Linked DNA regions of Mus musculus: region 1 is linked to region 2. A link is a contact called in ENCODE Hi-C data. All regions are on one chromosome and are shown on one strand. Each heading gives the region's core, a stretch centred on a gene start or an enhancer-like site at or near the end of the contact. The rest is flanking DNA. Distances are from core to core; before and after follow the strand shown.

What was found. Hi-C counts contacts between places; a loop is a spot of excess contacts on that map.
Region 1: a loop to region 2 is called in a map of heart, with 2.5 times the contacts of the local background. The contact joins the enhancer-like site here to the promoter of Runx1 in region 2. A Hi-C loop is called at or near these places in 1 of 37 maps with a recorded cell type or tissue (heart).

Annotation. Positions count from the first base shown.
Region 1 is chr16:93,071,051-93,073,750 of GRCm38, forward strand. No RefSeq gene overlaps it. Among named protein-coding and RNA genes, the nearest start is that of Gm30474, 60 kb to the right of the region's middle. Within about 2 kb of position 1,308, at least 2 of the 3 ENCODE cell types and tissues checked have a DNase peak (open chromatin) inside an H3K27ac peak, as active enhancers do; they include heart, where a contact is called at or near this core.
Region 2 is chr16:92,824,819-92,827,518 of GRCm38, forward strand. It overlaps Runx1 (runt related transcription factor 1), which reads right to left and starts at 1,256. Exons shown (of 8, transcript NM_001111021.2): 1 at 1,116-1,256; 2 at 771-886. The coding sequence starts at 828.

The DNA.
Region 1 (2,700 bases), core at 58-2,557, 250 kb after region 2:
TGTGTAGCTTTGCTGGACTCAGCCCAGAACCCTGTAGGCTGATGTTCTCATCAAAACCCATTTTGATACATCAAGACTCAAAGATATGGAGCAACAGAGTTGACAGAGAGACAGCAAAGAAGACGTGGAGTCCAGGCTCCCGACTGCTCAGGGCTGACCGGACAGGGTGGTCTTTTTCTGTTGCAAGACAAAAGCTCCAGATAGATCCGGTTCTCTGAGGATCTGGTTTCGCAGCTTCTCCCTGCACAGCCTCAGAGGTACCATGTGTGTTTTCTGGGTTGAGGTTCCTTCATCTGTAGCATGGTTTCTCAACCAGTGGTGATTGTGACCATTCCTACCAATCCCCAGGGACAACGTCTAAACTCATTGGGGGTCGGGGTTGGGGGGGGACACTATAGGGGAAGTATTATTAGTATCTGTGAAGAAGCCATGGCTGCTGCCCACTGCCATAAAAATCCCCATGACTGTCCCACAGCCAGGAACAATGTGACCCTGTGTCAATGCTGTTGAGGACGAGAGCCCGCCCTCTGTAGGTGTCATGTTCTACACATGTCCCTGATACCAGAAGGTATTCTGTGTGTTCTGGGGCCCAGTGAGTAGGAAACTATTCTAGCACTGACAAGACTTAAGCCACAGAGTTCTCTTGGGTGAGTCCTCTTGGGTGAGTCCTCTTGGGTGAGTCCCCTGAGTTCACATCAATGATCGGATCCACACCCTTCACCAAGAGCCCTGCTTTCTTTCAAGTAAAATTCCTGCTGGGTCTCAGGGATGCCTGGCCTGCTGGCAGCCAGCCCTCAGCTCCCATACTGTTTTATCCTGCAACCGTACCTCCTTCCCTGACTGGGTTTTGTCTTGGCTGCTCCTGGCATTGCCTCTGACAGCTGAGCTTATGGAGAGAGGAGGCTCCAGATAAAAATCCCCAGCATAGCCCCACCAGACTCCCGTAGCCTGACCCAGGCTCAGAGCAAGACAGACAGACATAGCTTTCTCTCCTCGGCTATCTGTATTTACTTTGAGAATCATTTCCTCTGCTCTGCTTGGTTTCCTGTGAGCACGCTTGCCTGCTCCGTTCTCTGTCTTTTTTTTATTTTTTATTTTTTGTTTATTTCTCTTTCTCATATCCCCCATTGATCAGATGCCCTGGAAATATTGCAGGAACAGTGTGTTCTCTGTAAGATTTGGTTACACTTTAATACTTCTCAGCAAAATGTTGCCTTGGAACACCCAAATACTAAAACTCCAGGCCTGCTCTGCTTATACTGGACAAGGTCTTCGGCACAGTCTGCGATTCACGCTGGATCCAGTCCCGCCTTAAAGGGCAAGCGCACCCAGGCTATGGCAGGAATGTGTCTTTGCAGGCAGATCTCTGGAGTCTCTCCTCAGAGAAGTGAGCAGGCAAAACAGACTCTGTGCTCCCTCGCTGTCCCCAGTGTGGCCCTTTACAGAGCCACAGGACCATGCTGATTCCAAGGCTGGCTTAAGCAGGCAGTTAAGCCTGTGTCACCGGCAGGACAGCCTCTTGTTACCTCAGACAGAACCTTAAAATTGTGGAATTTAGTCTGAAAACTAGTAAAACTCTTATGCTATGTTACTTTAAAAATTATTTTTAATATGTGTGAATATTTGCCTGCACGGATGTCTATGTGTGGGTAGTAGGGGACAGAAGAAGGCATCAGATCCCCTAGGGCTGGAGTTAAAGACAGTTGTGAGCCTCTGTGTGGGTGCTAGGAATTGAACCCAGGTCCCCTGGAAGAGGAGCAAGTGCTCTTAACCCCTGAGCCACCTCTCCGGCCCGCAATGGTACTGTTAAATAGAGCTGTTCAGGGAGATGCCGCATCCTTTCTTACGAGCTGTTCCCTTCCACTGCAGATCATGCTGAGTGCCCTGGGTACCGGGTGGATGAAGAACGTAATTTAGGAAGGAGTTGGCAGTGACAGTTGTGTTAAACTGCAGTCTTCAAAGGGACCAAATCCTTTGGGTGGGTCCTGGCCATGTTTCTGACCTTTGGCTACTTTCCGTTGATTTAAGAACAAAAGGTAAAGGCTGAGTAATTTATAAAGGAGAGAAGTTTATTTAGCTCATGGGGGCCTGAGAGGTCCAAGAGTATGAACCAGGGCCTGGTCTCTGCTTGGTGTCCAATGAGGGCTTCATGTTAAGTAGTCATAATGAAGTGTGTGGTGTAGCATGGAGCTAGAAAGTGTCCACTTCTTCTCTCATCTGCTCTTCCAAAACCCCTCAAGTCTCCCATGGATGTCACCCTGATAACCATAGCCAAGCTTAGCCACCTCCAATCCTCTGAGGTCCATGAACAGGAATTAGGGTTAAGGTGTCAACACATATACTTCCTGGATCCCGGTTCAAACCACTCTACTGATCCCAGTGACAGGATCCAGTTTCACAGGGACTCCAGTACTCTATTTTTTTATTCTTATTTTTTATTAGGTATTTTCTTCATTTACATTTCCAATGCTATCCCAACTTCCCCTATACCCTCCCCCTGCCATTCCCCTACCCACCCACTCCCACTTCTTGGCCCTGGCATTCCCCTGTACTAAGGCATATAAAGTTTGCAAGACCAATGGGCCTCTCTTTCCACAGATGGCGGACTAGGCCATCTTCTGCTACATATGCAGCTAGAGACACGAGCTCCAGGGGTACTGGTTAGTTCATATTGTTGTTGCACCTATAGGGTTGCAGATC
Region 2 (2,700 bases), core at 6-2,505:
GACCTACGTGGTGCCAACCCATAAGTCTGTAATCTAGTAATTTCTGCTGTGACAGTGCGTGGACTTAGGAAATGGCTTCATAGTTCTTTCTGAGAGAGACTGTGTACCACAACTTGCTGGCTTTCTGTCTTGAGCAATGCCGGCTGCCTCTTTCAATTGAGGCTGAAAGAAAAACCACAGCACAACACAGCATCTTCTGATGGCTTTTCCCAGAACGAGTCTGCCCAAATCCTGCCCTCTGTGGACTTGCCACTTTGGCCCTGAAATCTCCGCACTGATCCAAGGTATACCTGTGAGCTGCCTCTCGGAGACCACTCTGCTGGCACCGGCTCTTCCGGCCAGCTAAGTACTGAGCCTGCTAAACCCAGGGGCAAGCCAAACTCAGAACCAGGGCCAGACAGCTTGCTGCCATCAGAGTAAGTGCAAGCGAATCATTCAGAGCAAGGCACAGCCAGATAAAACCCAAAGAGTGTCCTCCGCGCCAGCCTTCTAATCTCTGGGACTTTAACTGAGAGCGGCTCAGAGCACTTGACACAACTTTCACCCAGCGACCAAATATTTCAACAGCCTAAGCATTTATTAAAACATCCCCGCAGCACGGCGTCTGACAAATAATAATCTCGTGGTCTCAGAGTCAACAGCCTCTGTTTGAATTCCTCCCCCCACAAGCAGGCAGGGACTTCAGGCAGGCACCGGAGGGTCCACGGGCTGCCATCTTAGTCTGCGCAAAGCTGAGCAAAATCAGATATAAAAAAGACCAGCGTACTCACCTCTCATGAAGCACTGTGGATATGAAGGAAATGACTCAAAAATGCTGTCTGAAGCCATCGTTTCCTTTCGAAAACGCACCTCTCCTGAAGGCGGGGGATTCTATAATTTCTTTCACCTTCAGAGCAAAAACCAAGAAATGTCACTTACTCTGACCTCACCTCCCACCATGGCTCCCCACGTCTCTTTCTACCCCCAACCCTAACACTTCTGGTACTCCATGGGTCCTATGGGGTGGGGGTGGGGGAAAGAATTATTGCAGAAACAAATATTCAAATTGTTAAAGATTAAAAAAAGGAAAAAAAAAAGACGAAAGCACCGCCTATGCTGTGGGTTGAACTGCTCACCGCTCTGCGAAAGCCTGTGGTTTGCATTCAGTGTGATTCGTCCTGCCTGCTGACCACTGTGCTGGGCTTACACTTCTGACACTGCCAGGCTACCCAACTTGTGGTTCTGTGGTTGTTTATGAGGTCCAAAGAAGTTTTCACACAACCCAAATTACAAATTTAACTGTTCCCCTTTCCACAGCCCACCGCCATTGGCTCTTGCCAATCACGTGACTTAAGTGATGTCAATTTTTTTTTTTTAAACTTTCTGAGCTATGCCCTTCCTGCCCTCCACCTGCCCTCCCCCAGGCTGTGTAAGGAAACAGTTGAGCAGAGCTTAGCAGAGAGGGGCTGTAAGAGAAAAAAAAGCACAACAAACAAGCAAACAGAAATCCCCTGCCTCAGTCTTTTCTTGCTCTCTCTGTCCTGTGCGGATTTGGTGGCTTTCAGATCCTGTTGTTATTTGTGGTTTGAGGAACAACTGATTATTTAGATAAAGATTGCCTTGCTGTTTATTCAACAGCAATTCAACGTTGGCACCAACTTGCTGCTGAGCCCGGATGCGGCTCTCATCACTTAAATGCTGGGCACCAGCTCGGGAGAGCTGGGTTCTTGGTGAAAGCAAGTGAGACAGAAAAGTTAGAAAAGAAGACCAAGAGCCCTTTTCCGTGAGTGGCTGATCCTGGGAGGGCTAGGCTGGCAACCTACTGACATCTCAAAGCTTGGGAACAGTATGACACGTTTTAATTGTGGGATGAAAAGACCACTTTGATCAAAACCCAAATGATGTTGTCCTTGGCTTTCCCCTTGGCGGATAGGCTTAGCATGGACATCTCTTGGTAAGTAGAGGAAACAGTGGCGTTCTCTTCACACTGGCACCAGTTCCCACGCTCGCTTGCATTAGGAAGTTTTGTGGAGAGCAAAGGAGGAGAATTTCCTCACTCAGCAGAGCTGTGGCCTGTGGGCAGCTATCTGTTCATTGTTTGTACCAATAAAGCCTACTGGTAGCCTTTCCGAGCTCCACTCAAAGAAATGGGCCAAGTCACCCTGCTAGGGATAATTACTCTTTGAATCCATGAAGAGTAACTTGTGACTACCCAAGATCCTGCCTCCTCCTGGCCAGCCCCCGGAGGGGGATATTACACAGCCCTTCAGCCTCCAGAAGTCACATGGTCAGGGGACAGACAATAAAGACAAGATGATTCTGTGGGTGTGAGCTCTTCTGTTCACCTCCACCTATTGACCTCTTCGTTCTATCTGTTTTACTTGCTGAGAAGTGAAGCCTTAGTCTTCCTGGGATCCCCAGGCAGGGCCTGGCCTTCCTTTCCTTACTTGGGTCTTCCTTTTCCTCTGTTCAGTTTCCCTCCATTTCGAGGTGATGCCCGATGAGAGGCTGGGCCTTGAGCAGCGTAGCTCCAAGTGCCAGCCCTGGGTCCCAAATTCCAGGCATGCAAGGTACTTCTCTAAGTCTGAGCCCCAGAGGGAACTCTCATTTGGTTTTCATGGAGATAATTTTGCACACACAGTAGAGACCCAGGGTATTAATGATACAGGTCTTTCCAAAGGACCAGACTCCATTTTTACTTAATCCTATTTTAACCTAGGC